Linked DNA regions of Homo sapiens: region 1 is linked to region 2. The links are chromatin loops, found by intact Hi-C in ENCODE. Cell type or tissue: psoas muscle. All regions are shown on one strand. Each heading gives the region's core, and the rest is flanking DNA. Links, peaks and the distances in the headings are about the cores only. Region 1 has its middle 14 kb from the start of PLCXD2. Region 2 overlaps PHLDB2 (pleckstrin homology like domain family B member 2).

Evidence for each region. Peaks named below come from ENCODE experiments on the same cell type or tissue, not always from the same donor. Only the 100,000 strongest peaks of a DNase experiment are listed, where the experiment ranks them.
Region 1: a loop joins it to region 2, with 10 times the contacts of the local background. A loop is called at or near these places in 22 of 110 quality-filtered maps.

Annotation. Positions count from the first base shown.
Region 1 is chr3:111,658,632-111,663,031 of GRCh38, forward strand. It overlaps a transcript of CD96 not described here. Among named protein-coding and RNA genes, the nearest start is that of PLCXD2, 14 kb to the right of the region's middle. In psoas muscle, for the core only: no CTCF peak of the experiment used is centred there; no DNase peak of the experiment used is centred there.
Region 2 is chr3:111,863,264-111,867,663 of GRCh38, forward strand. All of the region lies in intron 1 of PHLDB2 (pleckstrin homology like domain family B member 2), which reads left to right. Among named protein-coding and RNA genes, the nearest start is that of PHLDB2, 6.2 kb to the left of the region's middle. In psoas muscle, for the core only: a CTCF peak has its summit at 1,642; no DNase peak of the experiment used is centred there; H3K4me3 peaks cover 1,146 bases; H3K27ac peaks cover 1,651 bases.

The sequences.
Region 1 (4,400 bases), core at 262-4,261, 200 kb before region 2:
CTTGACCAAGTGATCAAAATTAATATCATCAGTGAGAGAGACAGGGATCTTGTGCTCCTCCAAATGTAATACTCTGGGAAGGATACAATATCACCTATGGAGTATTAGGGCAGAGAATAACCAAACTAAATCTAATCACAAAGTAGCATCAAATAAATACAAAATAAGATATATTCTATTGTGTCTGTGTTCATCAGGGATATTGGCCTGAAGTTCTCTTTTTTCATTGTGTCTCTGCCAGATTTTGGTATCAGTCTGATGCTGGCTTCAGAGAATGAGTTAGGGAAAAGCCCCTCCTCCTCAATTTTCTGGAATAGTTTCAGTAGGATCGTGTCAGTTCTTTGTACATCTGGTAGAATTTGGCTGTGAATCCATTGGGTCCAGGGCTTCTTTTGCTTTGTAGGTTCTTTGTTACTAATTCAATTTCAGAAGTTGATATTAGTCTATTCAAGATTTCAATTGCTTCCTGATTTAATCTTGGGAGATTGTGTGTTTCCAGAAATTTATCCATTTCCTCTAGATTTTCTAACTTCTGTGCATATAGTTGATCATAGTCCCTGAGGATCTTTTGTATTTACGTGGGATCAGTTGTAATATTGTTTCTGATTGTTCTTATTTGAATCTTCTCTTTCCTTTTCTTTGTTAATCTTGCTACCAGTCTATCAATCTCTTATTTTATTTTTTTGAAGAACCTACTTTTTGTTTCATGGATCTTTTGCATCTCAACTTCATTAAGCTCTTCTCTAATTTTAATTATTTTTTTACTTCTGTTAGCTTTGGGGTTGGTTTTCTATTCTTTTAGGTGCAGAATTAGACTGCTAATTTTTAGATGTTTCTAACTTCTTGATGAAAGCATTTAGGACTTTAAACTTTCCTCTTAACACTGCTTTGGCTGCATCCCAGAGATTTTGGTAACTTGTAAACCTATTTTCATTAGTTGCAAGGAATTTTTTTATTTTACCCAGTAGTTATTCAGGAGGAAGTTCTTTAATTTCCAAAAATATTAGCAAACCAAATCTAGCAGCACATCAAAAAGTTAACATACCATAATCAAGTAGGCTTTATTTCTGGGATGCAAGGCTGGTTTAACATATTCATACCAATAAATAGGATTCACCACATAAACAGAATTAAAAGCAAGAGACATATGATCATCTCAATAGATACAGAAAAAGCTTAAGATAAAATCCAACATTCTTTCATGAAAAAATTCCTCAACAGATTAGGCATCAAAGGAACATACATCAAAATAATAGGAGTTATACATGCCCAACCCACAGCCAACATCATACTGAATAGGCAAAAGCTCAAGCCATTCCCCTTGAGAACTGAAACAAGACAAGTATGTCCATTCTCACCACTCCTGTTATACATAGTGCTGGAAGTCCTAGCCAGAGCAATCAGGCAAGAGAAAGAAACAAAAGCCATCCCAATAGTGAAAGAAGTCAAACTATCTCTCTTCACTTATGGCATGACTCTGTATAGAAAATCCTAAAGACTCTGCCAGAAGGCTCCTACAACTCACAGACTAGTATAATTTCAGGTCACAGAATCAGTGTATAAATCAGTAGCATTTCTATGCACCAGAAACATCCAGGCTGCGAGTGAAATCAAGAACACAAACCCACTTACAATAGCTATGAAGAAAACAAAATACCTAGGAATACTGCTAACCAAGGAAGTGAACAATCTCTACAAGAAAAACTACAAAACACTGTTGAAAGAAATCAGAGATGACACAAATAAATGGAAAAACATGCCATGCTCATAGATTGGAATAATCAATATTTTTTAAATGGCCATACTAGCCAGAGAAATTTGCATATTCAATGCTATTTCTATCAAACTACCAAAGTTATTCTTCACAGAATTAGAAAAAAAAACTATTCTAACATCTATATGGAAGCAAAAACAAGGCTGAATAGCCAAAGCAATCCAAAACAAAAAGAACAAAGCTGGAGGCATCACACTACCCAACTTCAAATTATACTATAAAGCTACAGTAACCAAAGCAGCTTGGTTCTGGTACAAAAACAGACACATAAACCCGTGCAACAGAATAGAAAATTCATAAATAAGGCCATACATGTACAACTATCTGATCTTCAACAAGGCTGATACAAACAAGCAATGGGGAAAGAACTCCTAATTCAATAAATGGTGCTGGGATAACTGGCTAGCCATATGCAGAAGACCAAAGATGGACTCCTATCTTTCACCATATAAAAAAATTAACTCAAAATGGATCAAATATTTAAATGTACCTTAAACTATAAAATCCTAGAAGAAAATCTAGGAAATACTATTGATGACATTGGCCTTTCTACTAGTCCATTCTCACACCTATAGAGACATACCTGAAACTGGGTAATTTATGGAGAAAAGAGATTTAATTGACTCAGAGTTCCACAGGCTGTATGGAGGAATGGCTGGGGAAGCCTCAGGAAACTTAACAATCATGGCAGAAGGGTGAAGGGGAACCAAGCATGTCTTCACATGGCGGCAGGAGTGACAGAGTGAAGGGGAAAGTGCTACACACTTTTAAAAAACAACAAGATCTCATGAGAACTCACTCACTGTCCTGGGAACAGGAAGGGGGACACCCACTTCCATGATCCAGTCACCTCCCACCAAGCCCCTCTCCCAACACTGGAAATTACAATTCAACATGAGATTTAGATGGGGACACAGATCCAAACCATATCATTCCACTCGGGTCCTTCCCAAATATCATGTCCTTCTCACATTTCAAAATACAATCATGCCTTCCTAGCAGTCCCCAAAAGTCTTAACTCATTCCAACATTAAGTAAAAAGTCCAAGTCCAAAGTCTCATCTGAGACAAGGCGAGTCCCTTCTGCCTATGAGCCTGTAAAATAAAAAACAAGTTAGTTACTTCCAAGATACAATGAGGGTACAGATGTTGGGTAAATGCTCCCATTCTGAAAGGGAGAAATTGGCCAAAACAAAGGGGCTACAGGCCCCATGCAAGTCTGAACACCAGCAGGGCCATCATTAAATCTTAAAGCTCCAAAATAATCTCCTTTATGTCTCACATCCAGGTCACACTGATGCAAAGGGTGGGCTCCCAAGGCCTTGGAAAGCTCCGCCCCTGTGATTCTGCTGAGTACAGTCCTCTTGGCTGCTTTCACAGGCCATCATTGAGTGCCTGCAGTTTTTCTAGGTGCATGGTGAGGTTGTCAGTGGATCTACCATTCTGGGGCCTGGAGAACAGTAGCCCTCTTCTCACAGCTCCACTAGGCAGTGCCCCAGTGGGGACTATGTATGGGGGTTCCAAGCTCACATTTCCCCTTTGCCTTACCCTAGTAGAGGTTCTTCCTGAGGGCTCTGCCCCTGCAGCAGACTTCTACCTGGACATTCAGGCATTTTCGTACATTCTTTGAAATCTAGGGAGAGGTTCTCAAACCTTAACTCTTACCTTCTACGCACCTGCAGGTCCAAAACCACATGGAAGCTTCCAAGGCTTGGGCTTGCACCCTCTGAAGCAACAGCCTGAGCTGTAACTGAGCCCCTTTCAGGCACAGTTGGAGCTGGAGTGGCTGGGATGCAGGGCACCATGTACCAAGGCTGCACAGAGCAGTGGAGCCCTGGGCCTAGCCCAGGAAACCATTTTTCCCTCTTAGTCCTCCAGGCCTGTGATGAAAGGTGCTGCTGTGAAGGTCTCTGAAATGCCTTGGAGGCATTTTCCCCATTGTCTTGGCTATTAACATTCAGCTCTTCTTTACTTATGCAAACTTCTGCAGCAGCCTCGAAAGTCCCCCCAGAAAATGGATTTTTCTTTTCTACCACATGGTTGGGCTACAAATTTTCCAACCTTTTATGCTGTGCTTCCTTTTTAAATATAAGTTCTAGTTTCAGGTTATTTCTTTGTTTATGCAAATGAGCATAGGCTTTAAGAAGTCACCAATTTACTTGCTTTGCACTTAGAAATTTCTTCTCCCAGATATTCTAAATCATCTCTCTTAAGTTCAAAGTTCCATAGGTTTCTACAGCAGAGGCAAAATGCCACCAGTCTCTTTGCTAAAGCATAACAAAAGTTACCTTTACTCCAGTTCCCAATAAGTTCCACATCTCCATCTGAGACAACCACAGCCCGGGCTTCACTGTCTATATCACTATCCACATTTTGGTCCATTCAACAAGTTTCTAGGAAGTTCCAAACTTTCCCTCATCTTCCTGCCTTCTTCTGATCCCTGCAAACTGTTCCAACCTCTGCTCCTTACCCAGTTCCAATGTTGTGTCCACATTTTCAGGTATCTTTATAGCAATGCCCCACTTCTCTGGCACCAATTTTCTGTATTAGTCCATTCTCACACTGCTATAGAGACATACCTGAGACTGAGTAATTTATGGAGAAAAGAGGTTTAACTGACTCGCAAT
Region 2 (4,400 bases), core at 123-4,122:
GAATCCAGGTACAAAACAGAACATTTGAGATTTTCTGTTCCTCCCTGCCTTATCGGTTAAGAGTAGAGTACATGAATGGATAGGGCTGGCTTGGACAGAAGGGAGAATTACAGAGGCCTCCTGAGTATGGAAGAAAAAAAGACACCTGGCATATATGGAAATGAGCAAGTGTTGGGGAAATTGTGGGAGAAATTCATAAGCTGATGAGGGGATATCTAATATAAATTCAATTGCATAGAACTAGGATTAAGAATCAGAAGACAATTCAAGCTTAGCTATTCTTTCAGCATGTAGAACAAAATAACTATGGGGGTAAAAGGAACCTTAGAAATCCTCTTATCTGAATCTTTTCCCTCCAACCAACTAACTGGGTTAGATAGCGGCAGAATCTGCAAGCCTCCTGTTCTATTGTACTTTCTCCTGCACCCACAGTCTCTACCATTCCATGTGTTTACCTAATGGGAAAGAAAATGATAGTAAAGAAAGTTATTGTTAATTACTTGGGAGAGTTTAAAAAGCATGGTATTTGTGAATGGCTGTTTATAGAAAGGAGTTACCTTAATGAGTTTATGATTATCAGAAAAGTTGTACACCATAGCCTGATTAATTACAAACATGTATACTCTCCTGTTTACATTGCTATGGTTAGCCATTAGGCTCATGATTATAGATTCTAGTTCTGGGTGCCAAGCTGTCCTCCTGTGGTAGTTATTTTATCTAATACTCAAATCTGACAGGTTCTGGCCATATAGGAAAGTTTTTAGTATGCCTTTGGTGGGAGACATAAAACCTCTGAAAAGTGTTAAGATAGTTTCTTATCATTTTGACAACTAGCCAAAGGGTGCACCTCAAAGCCAAGTACATAGTGATATATTTAGAAATGACTCAAGAGTGATAGCCCTTTTAAGGGATCTGCCCCCCCGCAGGTACTATGCAAAAGGGGTGTAGCAGTCTTTTCATTATCATCTTTCATCTGGCCATTCTTGTTACTGTTTTTCAGATGATGGGAGAGGAGACAGGAGTAGTTTTTAAAAAAATAACTGTTGGCTAGAAATATTTATTGGGATTTGATTAAAGTAACTTGTCTTTTAAAAATAAATGAAACCAAAATTGTTAGCTCAGATTTTCAAATCCCTTCAAAGTAAACATTTAGCAAGGCAGAACTTCTCTCTATGTTCATCCAGGAATTTGAACCTTCTGGGAGTTAATTTGCTTACAGTTGTTTTCATGACGCTTAAGGATGTTTCTTAGACATTGCAGAAAAGGAGCTTTGTGCTGTATCTGCTTTAAAGGCAAGATAGTTGTCTATAGCAGCTAGTGGTCAATAAGAGAAACCCAAGTGTAAAAATCATTTTACTGTTGTGTGGGAAACTAGAGGTTGTAGGTAATTGCTATACAAAGAAACAGATTAATAAGATATAGAGTAACAGGGTTAGTCAAAAAGTTTTTGAGAGGATTTTTACAGGAGATACTTGTTTAGTGTGTTAGGTTGATTTTATTAGATGAAGTGCTTTTCCTTACTTTACAAAGTAAAAGGAAAGAAAATATTGTGTATGCCACTGTTTATCGATGGCCTTAAGCCAGGTCAGCTTTTTCTGAGACTTGCTGCTAATTCAGTGGGAATTGGTGTTGATCATCTTAGAATGTTTTGTTTGCACATTGCATGTGACTGCCCTAGATGGCAGTATGTTCATGGAACTAGCCTATGAAATAGCAAAAAAGTTAAAGATTACAAGAGTTTTCCAAGATTTCTTTCTTGACCACCCTACTGCTAAAACAAGGAAAGATAAAGGCAAAAGAAACCCAGCTCCTACATTCTTTTGACCAGTGCAGACCCAGTGTGAATAGTGCCGCACAGCCAAGAGATATTCAGAGGGGATTGAGAAGTGATGTCTGGCTGCCTCACTGCTTACGTCATTGCAGAAGTAGCTTTTCAAAAACAGCTTAAGATTTATTAAGGAAACTGCAAGCCATGGGAATGCAGACAAAACCTTTCTTATACATCATGCTCAATCAAATACCCATATTATATTACATTACCATAACTCTGACCAGGCCTTTTTCCCACTATGTTATGCTAAAACAATTTACCATGCCTTTGGAATGTCATGGGCAACAGTCCGGTGAAATCTTTTCCCAATTAGGTAGCTGCCACCTTATCACTAAAACTATTTCTGTTCTGTGGTCATTTCCATTTCCTGCATTATGTAATGAGCACTCCTGTGTTATTTAACCAGTATCTGTGGGAGTCCAGAAAGTTGGAGCAGAAAGAACATGTAGTTCACTCTCACCATGTTGAGTATGGAGAAACTCCTGTTGAAACAAAATGAAGACAGGCGAATTGACGTGCTCCAGATCTTAGTTCTGTTAGCAGAACCAGAACTAAGATGGATCTTCTGACTTGCTTCCCTGGCAGCCTATCCAGTGTTCTTTCTACTAGATTGGCCACTGTAATAAAAATAACATCCTAACGTAACCATTTCCTTTATTAGATCTTTTGGCCAGAGTTATTAAAAAAAAAGCATTGATTAAAATTAAATTAAACTTAGTCAATTGTTTATCTTGACTTGTTCAAGTTATTTCCCTTCTTTCAAGCAGTAAGTGGTCAAAAGGTAGATAGCATGGAAGGGAAAAATTAAGTGTTTTATAATACTCATTCTGCACAATCAGCTGCTAAGTAATGAAGATATGATATTATCATAATTATTATTTTTACTTTACAATATTTTAGAAACCTACCCCACCCACTCATTTTTTTTTTTTTTTTTTTTTTTTGGAGACAGAGTTGCTCTGTCACCCAGGCTGGAGTACAGTGGTGCGATCCAGCTCACTGCAACCTCGGCCTCCCAGGTTCAAGTGATTATCCTGCCTCAGCCTCCCGAGTAGCTGGGATTACAGGCATGCACCACCACACCCAGCTAATTTCTGTACTTTAATAGTGATGGGGTTTCGCCATATTGGCCAGGGTGGTCTCAGACTCCTGACCTTTGGTGATCTGCCCACCTCAGCATCACAGAGTGCTGGAATTACAGGCATGAGCCACCGAGCCCGGCCTCATGTACTCAATTTGTGATGTAAAGCGAAATGCATTACAAACATGGAAGATGTGGTTGACCTGTGTTTGTTCCACCTCTTGTGAGCCTGTTTGTACCCTGACTATTCCCAGTTCATAAATCTTGGGTTAGGGAATGGGAATTCCAGCAAGTATTTAGGTCTGGGGAATGTTACTTTGGAAAAATTAAATATTACTCTTAAGGGAGTGTCTTTTGATCAGTAGTGTGGGATGGGGCAGGATGGCGGCAAGATCGGAGAGTTTCCCTCCCATACACTCTCCTCAGCTTCCAGTTAAAGTCCACGGAGGTGGTTTCAGGGTCAAGAGAGAGCATCTTTATCTACATATGATCCCCAGGTTGATAATTCTCTTGCTTGAAATTAGCTTTGAGATCAAAAGATCAGAGGGTGCTTTTCCCTGTAGCACTCCTGTGATTAAAGAAGAGTATCTGAAGTTAGTTATCCCATGATTCTGCACTTCACTGGGTGATTACGTAGTAAAGGAAGACCCTTCTAGCTTTACGGGGGACTTGATCAGGATCCTTGGTTAGGATTCTGTGAAGAACTTGACCTAAAGAGCTCCTCCACTCTCTTCCTTAACATAAGTTTCTAAGGGGTGTGTGTGTGTGTGTGTGTGTGTGTGTGTGTGTGTGTGTGTATTTTAACCTTTTAATTGAGGCTGGAATTCTTGATATGGAGGGTTTGACAGTTTTATGAAGAAATCATTATTTGGGCACGCAGTGGTGACACTTAGCTACCCCACATAACGTTATCTTGCAAATATCTTAAATGTGATGGCCTGCTTACTTGTTATCTTGAAAATGTATTTGCTTTCAAACTTCTCCCAGTTACTTAAAAATACATGTATCAGCTTTTAGGAACTTAATTCAGTATGATAAAGAGTTAGTATTTTATACTTAAAAAAAAAATCAGCTAGGAGCCAGTGATATGACCCCAACCTTCTTTGTAAAGTCAGCTACTATAATTTTTAAGGCAGTATACACATTTTATTGATGTTGACTTGCAGAATGCACGTAGCTTTTTTAAAAGATACTTTATCATGAAAAATATTAAACTACACAAAAATTTAAATGTATACTAAAATAATAATAAAATAATAAACAAAGATCAATGTACTTATCACCCAGCTTCAACAATTATTTATATATGCTAATCTTGTTTCATTTGTAAACCTCACTTTACCCTAAAACATGGATTGTTATAAAGCAGATTCCAAACATCATCATATTTCATTCGTAAATAATTTACAATGTAACTCTAAGAGTATTTTTAAGATATATCATCATCACACTTTTAAAAAACCACAGCATTATCATCTAGTTTCCAGT